Linked DNA regions of Mus musculus: region 1 is linked to region 2. The links are chromatin contacts, found by POLR2A ChIA-PET in ENCODE. All regions are on one chromosome and are shown on one strand. Each heading gives the region's core, a stretch centred on a gene start or an enhancer-like site at or near the end of the contact. The rest is flanking DNA. Distances are from core to core; before and after follow the strand shown.

Region 1 (5,976 bases), core at 80-2,579, 170 kb after region 2:
ACAAACCCTATACAAAACTTGCCAAGCATCTCACCTCAGTCTTTTATAATAAAAGGGGGCGAGGGGGGGGCAATTCTTTTGCCTGGTTTGGGATCTCAGGTTCAGTTAGACACCCCCCTACCCCCCGTTCATTTAGAAGACCTCCAGTCTGTCTTTCATGACCTTTAACTGGCTTAGGAAAGGGAACCCCATGTATTACTTTAGGGAGACAGAATCATTTCTTCTTCTTCTTCTTCTTCTTCTTCTTCTTCTTCCTCCTCCTCCTCCTCCTCCTCCTCCTCCACCTCCTTCCTCTCTCTCTCTGCCAATTCCTTGAAACAAAAATTTAAGAAGTATCTATTTTCAAAGCTTCCCTTTGATATTATTCTAGTATTATCTTTTAATTTAAAAAAATTATAGCACGCATTACCTCGCTGGGTTTTGTTCTTGTTTTGGCTGTTATCAATCTCCCCACCTAGAATATAACCTGGAGGGACTTTATCGAGGTACTCTCAGATTTGGGGCACAGTGCCTGGCATCTGGGAGACATCAAATATTTGTTGAATAGATGAAATCCCTCTGGTCCTGAGCCTTGTCTTTTGGGCTGGTTTAGAGGCACAAAGAAAAAGGAATGGAGGGACCAGAGAGTGCAAGTGGGATGGGAGGTCCATTGACATGGGACTTGATTGTGAACTGGAAAGTGCTGAGAACTTTCCGATTCTCCGATCTGCAGGGATTTCATCCGAAGCCCCAAATCGGTCACATCACCCTAAGAAGAGGTTCTTGGTCTGTAACTGAGCAATGTCCGGGGCCTAACAACTCAGAGCAAGAGTGAAATCGGTGGTGGGTCAGCGTCCCAGCCTAGGCTAAGCGCAAGCAGTTCCAGTCCCCCGCTCCATTCTTCACCCTTTCAGATCCCCTCGGTTCCCGAGGCAGTCACCTCACCCACATCCAATTTTAACCATCCCAAGGCTGCTCATTTCTGCACTCGGCAAATCTCTCATGACACGGAGACAAGTTATTTAGGAAGAAATTAGAGTCATTCTTCGGCAAAGTTTTGCTCTAGGGCGGAAGGGGGAGTCCTCTGACAACCAGGGGCTAGGGGACTTAGCCTGACCCTGGGACAAGCTCGGTGCATCAGCCTCTCCTCGTTCGTCCCCTCGACTCCTAGCGCCCAAGGCAGTGAGTGGGAAGCACAGGAGAAGGGAGGATTTGGTGGTTCTGGCTGCATCCTCTTGGGTCCATCAACGGCTCACGTACCGCGCCTATAGACGTTGGTAGAGGGAGCAGCACTATCGCGAGACTTCCGAAAGCAGCAGCGTGGCGCTTGCGGACGCAGTTACCATGGCAGCCGGGCGGCGCCCGAGCGCGCGGGAAGGACACTTAAGTAGAGAGGTCTGGCCTGCTTGCTCAGGGAGACTTGATGAGTGACCCACCCCAGACTTCCAACCTCAAAACCCACGGCCTCCACTCGAGGCCCCCGAGGCCATGGGTCGGATCTCCGGGCTCGTGCCCTCTCGGTTCCTGACGCTCTTGGCTCATCTGGTGGTTGTCATCACGTTGTTCTGGTCCCGGGTAAGACGCGGACAGGGCGCGCGTGCGCGTGCCCTCCTGGCCCTCCCATTCTCATCTTGGAGTGGACCCAGCTCAGCTCAGTCCACTCACACAGGGTCCGTTCGTTGCTCCGTTCCCCGGCCCCTTCCCAACTTGTCCCCGCAGCCCCATTCCTCTTTTGACATTTCTTTCTTTCTGCCCGGCTCGCCAGGAAAGCAACATCCAGGCTTGCCTGCCTCTCAAATTCACCCCGGAGGAATACGAAAAGCAGGACAACCAGTGAGCTCTTGGGGCGGGGTGAGAGTGCAGGGGTCTTCAACAGAATCCAGAAACCTTGGTCCAAGCCCTTTTCTCTCTGCAGGCTGGTAGCCGCGCTCTGTCTCACCCTGGGCCTCTTTGCAGTGGAGCTGGCTGGCTTCCTCTCAGGAGTCTCCATGTTCAATAGCACCCAGAGCCTCCTCTGTATCCTTTTTATTTGGCCATCGTCCTCAGGTGACTCATCCCAGTTACCACTCTTTCCACCTCTGTAGGCCTTTGGGGCACAAGTGTCTGCTCTACATGGTAAACCGAATCTCTCTCTAGGTGAGAGGTTTTAGACACTGTTGGGGAATTAATAGACTTCAAACATTCGTTAAATCCGGATGTGAGCCAGGTTCTGGCGATCCCTGGATGGGAGTAAAATCATTTTATCCCGTTTGAAGAGGTGGCAGACAAACATCTGTAAATCAGTGTGATTAAACAGTATGCTTGTAGGTGTGTGTAAAATACAAAGCACTATGGGAACTCAGAAGGGACCAAGAAAATAGAGCCCAGGTGTGGTTCTGCAAGCCTTTAATCCTAGTGCACGGGAGGCAGGGGCAGGTGAATTTTTTGGGTTTTTTTAAATCTTATTTTACTTATATATTTAGGTTATCTAAGACAGGGTTTCTCTATGTAGACCTAGGCTGTCCTGGAACTCAGTAGACCAGGCTGGCCTCGAACTCCGAAATCCACCTGCCTCTGCCTCCCAAGTGCTGGATTAAAGGCATGCACCACCACTGCCTGGCTTGTTTTGTTTTGTTTGTTTGTTTGTGTTTTTAAAAAGGTAGCTCTTTACTCTTGAATTGTGGACAAGGAAGACCAGGGCACTGGAGAAATCCCCAGTGTATCAGATCTGTAGGTATTCTTGTGTGGCCTAGGGCATATATGACATTAACCTTCCCAGAAGTGTACAGAGTGTACAGGGAGAGGTCCTATCAAAGCAAACTCAGCTCTGGTCTCTTACACATAACTGTCCATAAATTCAGAAGGCATTGGCTGCCAACTCTGGCGCTTGTCTTAAGGGAAGGGTACAAGCTGAACCCAAGTCCAGGTACCAACGGGGCCCATCACGAACCGATTACTTTCCTTGACCCCCTCTGTATTGTTAAGCCATTGCAGCCCACTGTAGCGCGTCTGTGGCCCTGTCTTTCTTCGTATTCGAGCGATGGGAATGTACCACGTACTGGTACATTTTTACCTTCTGCAGGTGCCCTAGCACCCAATATTTTGGAATGGGGGGGGGTGGTGGAAAATCGATCCCAAATCTGAAGGTTTCCCCCACCTAGACCTTTCCTGCACATGTGAAATTGGTAGAGTTTTGAAGAGTCATACCCACCCTAACCCACCCGCATATAAGGTTTGGAGGTTCAAGTGTTTGGGTTGGAAGGGGCTCTAACTCCCCCCCCTCCCCCGCGGCCCCGTACTTTTCACAGCGCCTTCCCAGCTGTCACTGAAACTGCATTATTCATCGCTGTCTTTGGGCTGAAAAAGAAACCCTTCTGATCACAATCCGGGTGTAGGGACCAAGGCTGGAAAAGTGATGAAGCTTCCTCCCACTGCTGCAAGAAAAAGGCAGAGGCTTCAGTTTTCTCTCGCCCAAGTCCCTTGCTCCTCCCAACTGCGGCTAAGCAGAGGATGGCAGTGTTGGAATAAGATCTCTCAAATCTTGGATTATAATTTTATTAGAGTTTTGTAATAAAATTTATTTTATAACAAGAGCAAGGCGTATACTATTTTTCAGAAGACCATTGGATGGGCCAAGAGGCTGGTATAAATAAAGGCTTTTATCTTGTGGTTAGGGCTAGAAGTAATGCTTCTATTTGGGTTTTTACGCTAGAAGCTAGGCGGAAGTGAGTGGGCGGGGATATGCAAATAACTATCTCACATAGCGCTTCTAATTTGCCGCGTGTGAGGGGAGCATTCTGGGATGGTTTTGTTTCTCCCTTTTTGTGCCGAATGGAGAATAAAATACTTCAAACGACTTGCAAATAGATATTATTCTTGCGTTGCAAGAACTGTAAGTCACTGGGCTCGTGCTAAAGTGACGTATTCTCACCCTTCCTTTAATAGGAAATGTCTCTACTTATTTAGCAATGGGCTCCCTCTGCCTTTTATCGTCAGGAGGTTAATCCTTACCTGTTCCTCCTTTCGGAGGGCAGTAGAAAATGATGATTGGAGCTTGCATGATCTGCTGATTAGCATTTCCATGCAATCAGGACCTGACAACATCCTGGTTGCTCCTATCTGATTCCCTGGCGATCACACTTTTCCAATGTGCTGATTGGTAGACCTTTACAGCCAGACTGTGTGCTGTTTATAATTTGTCCTAAACTGGCCAGTCATAGTTTTAAGGTCTTCACTTCTATGGTAAACAATGCCATCAAGGTGGCTGTTGGTTGTTTGCCCAGCTCCTGGAAAGCACCCATGGCCACTCCTTATGCTTGCCAGGAGGTGCTTTCTGATAATTCCTTAACTATTACCTAAAGCATCTCTTGTCTTCTTCCCCACATTCAATTTAATGATCTCCTTACCATAGGCAAAGCCCTGTTAACAGTACTGAGAAAATAGATGTGATATGACCTATACTCAGCTTTGGCATACAGAGACAAAAAAGTTTTACAGTACTCCCAGACTTATTTAATCCTGTAAACTGTGGTACATGCTTAAAAAAAATAAGTTTCAGAGTCACCAAAATGTTACATATGTCTCAGCTATTGCTGAGAAACTTAAGTACAGCTCTGGGAGAAGCCCACACCCACACCCTTGCATTTGTCTTACTGAACTTGGAAAACATTTCTTTTTCCAGGAGCCTTACTGACAGGTTGCCAAACCGAACTCTTACTTAAATTAAACAGTGTGAACTTGCAATTAAGTAGGTTATATTTACACTGAAGATACAGCTAGCTCACTGGTAAGTGCATACTTGCTATGCCTTGAGGCCCTGAGTGAAATCCTCAGTGTCACAAACTTAAAGCAGCCAGGAATGGTGATCATGCCCACAATACCAGCACTCAGTAGACAGAAGCAGGCGGGCCACAACTTCAAGGCCAGCCTGGTCTACGAAGTGCGTTTCCAGCCAGCCAGGGCTGAGTAGTAAGTACCCTTTCGCCAACAAAACAATAGGAATTACTGCCCCTTGTAGGGATGGACAAGTTGGCCCAGCTCTTGAGCAATGCTGTGAAGAGGGTGGAGCAGCTCGGGATGGAGGCTGAGCACAGCCTGAGAAGTTCCCCAAGCAGCTGCAGGCTTGAAACAGTTCTGTCTGCTGAATGCTTAGCATCACCCTCTGTTACCTGGATTGTGAAGTACAGGCCCCTTTGACCCCAGAAAGTCTGCTCCTTTTTGTAGGCAAATCTCTCAAAACACCTCCCCACCCCCACCCCCAGAGACAGGGTGGTTTCTTTGTGTAGCCCTGGCTGTCCTGGAACTCACTCTGTATGTAGACCAGGCTGGCCTTGAACTCAGTAATCCCCCTGCCTCTGCCTCCCAAGTCCTGGGATTAATGGCGTTCACCACCACCAGCTGTCTCAAAATACCTTTACGAAGCAGTGAATGTAAGAGAGCTGAATGTGAAGCCCATACAAACTTCCTTACAGCACAGCCTCCTGGTTGTCAGTCTGGCACACCTCCCTCTGACATTTCATGGGTTTCTGTTTCACAAGGTTATGTGCACACTGGCTCTAGGGTTTTACATACACATACATGCTCCCTTCAGCAGCACATATACTAAACTGGAAGGACACAAAGAGGATTACCATGGCTTCTGTGCAAGGGGACACATTCCCAAGGCATTTCATACCTTTCAGTGACATTTTTCTGTAATTTAAAGACACTGCATAGATATGTGGTAGGAGGGCAGATATCAAAAACAGACAATTAAAAATATCACAATTAGGGCTGGTGAGATGGCTCAGTGGGTAAGAGCACCCGACTGTTCTTCCGAAGGTCCAGAGTTCAGATCCCAGCAACCACATGGTGGCTCATAACCATCCTTAACGAGATCTGACTCCCTCTTCTGGAGTGTGTGAGGACAGCTACAGTGTACTTACATATAATAATTAATAAATCTTTAAAAAAATATATCACAATTAAACATGGGATAGCTCCTGTAAAAAATAAAGAAGGTAATAGAAGTCTGGCAGG
Region 2 (5,954 bases), core at 2,548-5,047:
TGAGAGGCACCAAGAAACACAAAAAGATGTTTCATCTTGTCAGTGTTCCTAAGTTCTTGTGGATTTCCTCGGGTCCCATCACTCAATGCGCTCTGATTCCCTTTCTCTGCCTTCTCTTTATTTTTCTAAAATTTATCATTTAGGCAACTATCTTGGGATATATACTTAAAGCATAGGAAGATAAATTTTGACAGACAGACAGGTGGCACATAGATAGATGGGTACCAGCAATATAAACAGAAGGATGACCACGTGATACCAGACAGGATGACACATCCTTGGAATCCCAGCATGCAGTAAGCAAAGGCAGGAGGCTCTTGAGTTCAGCGTGGCCTGGGCTGCAGAGGGAGACCTTCCCAGACCACAAAACGGCAGCTTTTTTCTCCTTCCTTCCTTCCTTCCTTGGCGCATACACAGGCCTCTCCCACTGTCACAGGAGCCTGGAAGCTCCATACTCCCCAGTCTAGGCTCACCAGGCAAGCTCAGGAAACTGCGTATCAGACCAGATTCTGGAACTAACTTCCCTGGCTTGAGTTTCCAGAAACAGCGAAAAGCTGATGTACAGAGACATCCTCACGCCCCGCCTCACCCCCACCCCACCCACGCCGCTCAGGTGAACAGACAGTGGCTGTGTTCCTACACACACCGCATCCCATCTTCCTGGGTATATTCTATTCTGTTTCTTTGTTGCCTCGTGTCTCCTCTTTCTGGGCAAAGTGCTCCTTCAGAGGAGGAACTTACAGAACTGGGCATGGAATTTAGCAGTGAGCCCTACATATAAGATAAGCACTACATAAAAAGTAAATTAAAGCTTGTATCATGCACACCTATACATGTATAGTTCAATTAAATGTGAAATTGGGAGTGGAGAGGAATCCCTGCTTTGATGCAGCTTAGCTTTACCAAGACCTGCTTCAGAATGCTCTGACAGGGATCCCTTTCAGCCAGGTGGTGGCGCACACCTTTGAACCCAGCTCTTGGGAGGCAGAGGCAGGCAGAGCTCTGTGGGCCAGCCTGGTCTATAGAGTGAGTTCTAGGACAGACAGAGCTACACAGAGAAATCCTGTCTTGGGAAACTAAAATAAATAAAGGGTCTCTTTCGGTCAGGTTAGAAGGCAGAGAGGAAGGGCGTGAGCCAGACATCCAACAGACACTGGCGAGATAAGCAGACCATAACTAGACTACAGGCAATTTGTATCACTGTAATTTAACAATCTTATCGCTGTATGAAGTGGCTGTGCTGTCCCAACCCTGACCTAAAGGCTTCATTCTGATGAGTCAGAATCTGCTGATGGGGGAACCAAGGCGGCGCTAGTCAGGGCAGGGTGTCCCCAGAGAATGAGGGGGGTCCTGGTGGAGGGGAGATTGTTAAGGAAACTAAAAATGCTTTCCCTGAAAGTAAGCTGATGAGTCTGAAAGGAGGAAGAAAAGCACAGAGGGCAGGAGGCATGGGCAGCTCCTATCGCCCTGTGACCTCTGGGCTTCCCTCTAAATGGCACAGAACTTAGTTCCCGGAAAATGCCACTTGCCTGTCCTCAAGCTACCCCACTGCCTCGAGGAGCTAAGTGTAACATTCTTCAAACCTCACCCAAGGGTGACCTACCTCACTGCACACACCTCCCTGACCCCAAAGCTAAAGACAGCGGGTTCAAGCTTCCTGTGATCCCAAATTGCTGCTTCCCGTGCCTGTCTCCCCTCTTGGACCATGACTTCCTGCAAGCACAAACCGGGAATTATTTTGTCACCCCGGTATTCTAGGCTAGCTTATGAAGGACACACCACAAGCATTTATTGAATAGAACTGCTGCAGGTTTTATTCAATTTTTCCTTTTCTTTATCTTTTCTTTCTTTCTTTTTTTGTCTTGGTTTTGTTCTTGTTTTTCAAGACAGGGTTTCTCTGTGTAGCCCCGACTGTCCTGAAACTCACTCTGTAGACCAGACTGGCCTCAAACTCAGAGACCACCCCCCTTCCTCTGCCTCCCAAACGTTGGAATTAAAGGTGTGCACCAGCAAACCCAGCTTTCAATTTTTCAGTGACATATAAAATTGGGGCTCTTTCTCTTACAGAATATTTGACAACACACTATTTTAAAATCATGAATACTGATGACTCTATTTTGAACCCTCAAAGGTATGATTTCTCGCTCTTCAACTTGACAGTTTGTAGGAACTGTCATATCGAGTTTCCCAAGACAGGATTTCTCTGTGTAGCTCTGATATCGAGTCATATCGTTTCTAGGGGGACCCGGAGAGCCAGCCTCATAGGTTCTAAACTTCTCTAGAAGTCATAGGTCCTGTGTCCCTTTGCACCTTCCTGTCACTGCTCCGTACCTCAGTTATCCACTCTGTAAACTGAGGACAGTACACCTGCATCAGCCTAAAGACGTTAGTGATGTGAAAGGGTATAGAAGAGTGTGTCCTGCCTAGTGTTCCGTAAGCTCCCTGTATCTTAAGACAGTATGTGCCTCCTGTTAGCATGACGGCTATATTATCTACAGAAACCGATGCCTCCGAACCCATTTGCAGAGAATCGGATCCCCTTGACCTACCTCCATCAGATCTGGAACCGAGAACTCTCAGGAGGGGGTTGAGGTCATAGTTTTAAAGGGTACACCTGTCTGCGATGAGAGTGTCCCCCCACCCCGTGTCTCTTTCTTTTCTTTCTTCCTTTCTTTCTTTCTTTCTTTCTTTCTCTCTCTCTCTCTTTCTCTCTTTCTCTCTTTCTTTCTCTCTCTCTCTCTCTTTCTCTCTTTCTCTCTTTCTCTCTTTCTTTCTTTCTTTCTTTCTTTCTTCCGTTCTTTCTTTCTTCCGTTCTTTTTCTCTTTTCATGTTTTCAGTTTTTCGAGACAGGGTTTCTCTGTGTAGCCTTGGCTGTCCTGGAACTCACTCTGTAGACCAGGCTGGCCTCGAACTCAGATATCCGCCTGCCTCGCCTCCCAAGTACTGAGATTAAAGGCAGGCGCCACCAATGCCGGCTTTTCCTTTTTTTTTTTTTTAAATTGGATATTTTCTTTATTTACATTTCAAATGTTTTCCCCTTTCCAGGTCTCCCCTTCGGAACTCCCCTATCCCATCCCCTCTGTCCTTACCTCCCCCACCCATCCACCCACTCCCGTCTTCCCGCCCTGGCATTCCCCTACACTGGGGCATGGAACACCCTCAGGCCCAAGGGCCGCCCCTCTCACTAATGTCCAACAAGGTCATCCTCTGCCCCGTTTGTGACCGGAGCCTGTAATCTTTTGTTGGTGGTCCAGTCCCCGGGAGCTCCGGGGGATCTGGCCTCGGGTCTGTTTGTTTAAGTGTGATTTGAACCGGCAACTTGGCATCATCAGGGGGCCAAGACCTATTTCCGTCCAGGTGAGGGATGGTCTCAATTTCGCAGAAGGACCCAGAGTAGTCTACCCAGATGTGGGGGCGGCCGGCTGGGGCTAATTATAAGAACTAACTCCTATGGGTCAAGTCACCGAGGTAACCGTCTGGCCAAGGTCCCAGAGCCACTCGGCGCCTAAAAGTAGGTCTTGCGCTTCGCCCGGAGCCCAGGAATGAAAGGGTGAGGTCCCCCAGGTCCTCTCACGCCGGCCTACCGTCCCTAAGCAACCCTCTTCATCCCAGGAGCACTGCCTTCCCCAGAGGACTAAGCCTACCACGCACACCTCCGAGGGATGACGTCAGGACCCCTCGCAGTCCCCCTCCGAGCCGCTAGATGTCGCTAAACTCCCATTCCTAGTTTCTTCTTTTCTCCCAACCTCCTCTCCCCTTTCGCTCCGAGACTCTCGCGAGATCTCGCGGCAACTTACAGAACCGGAAGTCGCGTGTAGTTCTCTTTCCTTTTGCGGCCATCGGTGGATCGCAGCCGGTGAGTTCTCGGCGGGTTGTCGCTGGTAATCCGCAGCCATCCGCGGCGAGGCGAGGAGGCTTTTCTGTCCCGAGGCCCCGAGACGGCCTTGCTGGCCCGGCATCAGCCAGGGAGCCGAACTGGGGCGGGCTCGGTCCGTGTCTTTCCTAGCCAGGGCCCGCGGGGCTGGAGAGGGTTAAGGGGACCAGGTTCGTGGACTCGAAGGCCGGCGGGGCCCATGGAGATGGAGTTAAATAATCATAAGCCCCGGGTCAGCCGTGCGGTTGCCCTCTCGCCAGTTGGGAGGGCTTGGAGATCCGCCCTTGCTTCCATGCTCAAGTGGGGGGCAAAATGCAGAGCACCAGAAGCGGTAAATGAGAAGGTAAAGACCGACGCTGTGTAGGACCCTCCCGGGATGCTGAAGTTGGAAAGTCAAGTTTAAAAGTAGGATAGGTGTTACTAATGGCAGAGTCTTCATCTTGTTTTCAGTCTTTAAAGACGAAAAAACCCTCAGATGGGAAGGTCTGGAGTAACCGAGCATGATACCTTCCAGTGAACGTTGTGTGCTTTCAGAGTGGAGTTGATGCTGTTTAGGGAACTGGTTGAGACTTGAAACGTTAAAGGGTCTTCTGGTTTTTGTTTTTGTTTTTTTTGTTTGTTTTTAAGCCAAAATGAAGTTCAATCCCTTCGTGACTTCTGACCGAAGCAAGAACCGCAAACGGCATTTCAATGCGCCCTCTCACATTCGGAGGAAGATCATGTCTTCCCCTCTTTCCAAAGAGCTGAGACAGAAGTATAACGTTCGGTCTATGCCCATTCGGAAGGATGACGAAGTTCAGGTATGTGTCCTTGCTTGGCGAGGCGAAGCTGAATGGAATTTTACGATTATTTGGGGGGCGCGGGGGGGGGTGAGAAAACCTGCATTTGATGTATGAAAGGGTTGCTTTGCATCAAAAGAACTGGAAAGCAGTGTGCTTTTTGGTCCTGCCTCAGCGGTTTGCTAATGTCTTTGTGTGGGGTTCTATTAGCTCTATTGGGGAGAGATTATCTGTAGCTGTAATTTATAGCTAGTGATTGGTAAGTTCTGGAAGTCTTTAAAAGAACGCAGGGTGGGTTTCTTTGTGTAGGTAGCCCTTGGCTGACCTGGAAAAGAGATAAGATAGAGCCCTAGGATAAAGGGTGTGCACTTCGAGACTGGCACATCTTAACACTTTTTAAGAATACTTAATAAAATGAAACACTTCTTTGGGAGGATCGACATGGGTTGAAAACAGCTATAGGATGGCAACAGTCTTGATTTGTCTGTTATTTAGAAAGCCTTTCTTTGCTATAGGTGATTGGCCTGGTTTGTTTCCAGTCTGTGAAGATGAAAAGGTTGGGGATTTAGCTCACTGTTCACATAGTGCTTACCTTGTATATACAGGTCCTGGATTTGAGTCCCAGTAACCCCATTCCCACCCCAAAAAGGGGACGTGTGGGTCTGCTGGAGGTGCACAGTGTATGAATGATTCGGCAGTTCTGGTTCTCTGGGTTACACTCTAGCCCTTGCTCAGTTTTTTTTTCACTTGCACTCAGGTTGTTCGCGGACACTACAAAGGCCAGCAGATTGGCAAGGTGGTCCAAGTGTACAGGAAGAAGTACGTCATCTACATCGAACGAGTCCAGCGAGAGAAGGCTAATGGCACAACCGTCCATGTGGGCATCCACCCCAGCAAGGTGGGTGTTTTTGAAGGAGGAAACCACTAGCTTTGGTGCTTGATTGCTGTTTACATGGCACCTGCAAGTGGCCCCTGTGATCAGTGAGGCCATTGATAACACCATTATGAAGTGGGCTTAAGGTATTGGCAGTAAAAAGCAACCTGGAGCTGAGGTTGTGATCCCATAAACTGATTATATAAGCCAAAGTAGAACATCCCATAATACATATACCTGTCCTATATATACTTTTCATGTCAGTTATTCCAAATTTGTGATTGGATTGTTTAATGTGCACAGCAACCACTTAAGGGGGTTCTCAGACTTAAATTAGTGCTAAAAATGTAATTTTCAAACTGCAGAAAACCCAAAAGACCGACAGACAACATCAGTATTAAAATTGTACCATGATTTCTTTCCCTTC

What was found. ChIA-PET counts read pairs that join two places held with the same protein, here RNA polymerase II (POLR2A).
Region 1: POLR2A ChIA-PET joins it to region 2 with 16 read pairs in embryonic stem cell. The contact joins the promoter of Tmem107 here to the promoter of Rpl26 in region 2. POLR2A ChIA-PET finds 5 or more read pairs at or near these places in 3 of 5 experiments (Patski and embryonic stem cell).

Annotation. Positions count from the first base shown.
Region 1 is chr11:69,069,480-69,075,455 of GRCm38, forward strand. Tmem107 (transmembrane protein 107) reads left to right here and starts at 1,330. Exons shown (of 5, transcript NM_025838.2): 1 at 1,330-1,554; 2 at 1,745-1,812; 3 at 1,895-1,995; 4 at 2,944-3,040; 5 at 3,267-3,814. The coding sequence starts at 1,468. The coding sequence ends at 3,336. Snord118 (small nucleolar RNA, C/D box 118) reads left to right here and starts at 3,947; the gene lies at 3,947-4,083.
Region 2 is chr11:68,897,769-68,903,722 of GRCm38, forward strand. It overlaps Rpl26 (ribosomal protein L26), which reads left to right and starts at 3,798. Exons shown (of 4, transcript NM_009080.2): 1 at 3,798-3,856; 2 at 4,502-4,674; 3 at 5,411-5,551. The coding sequence starts at 4,507.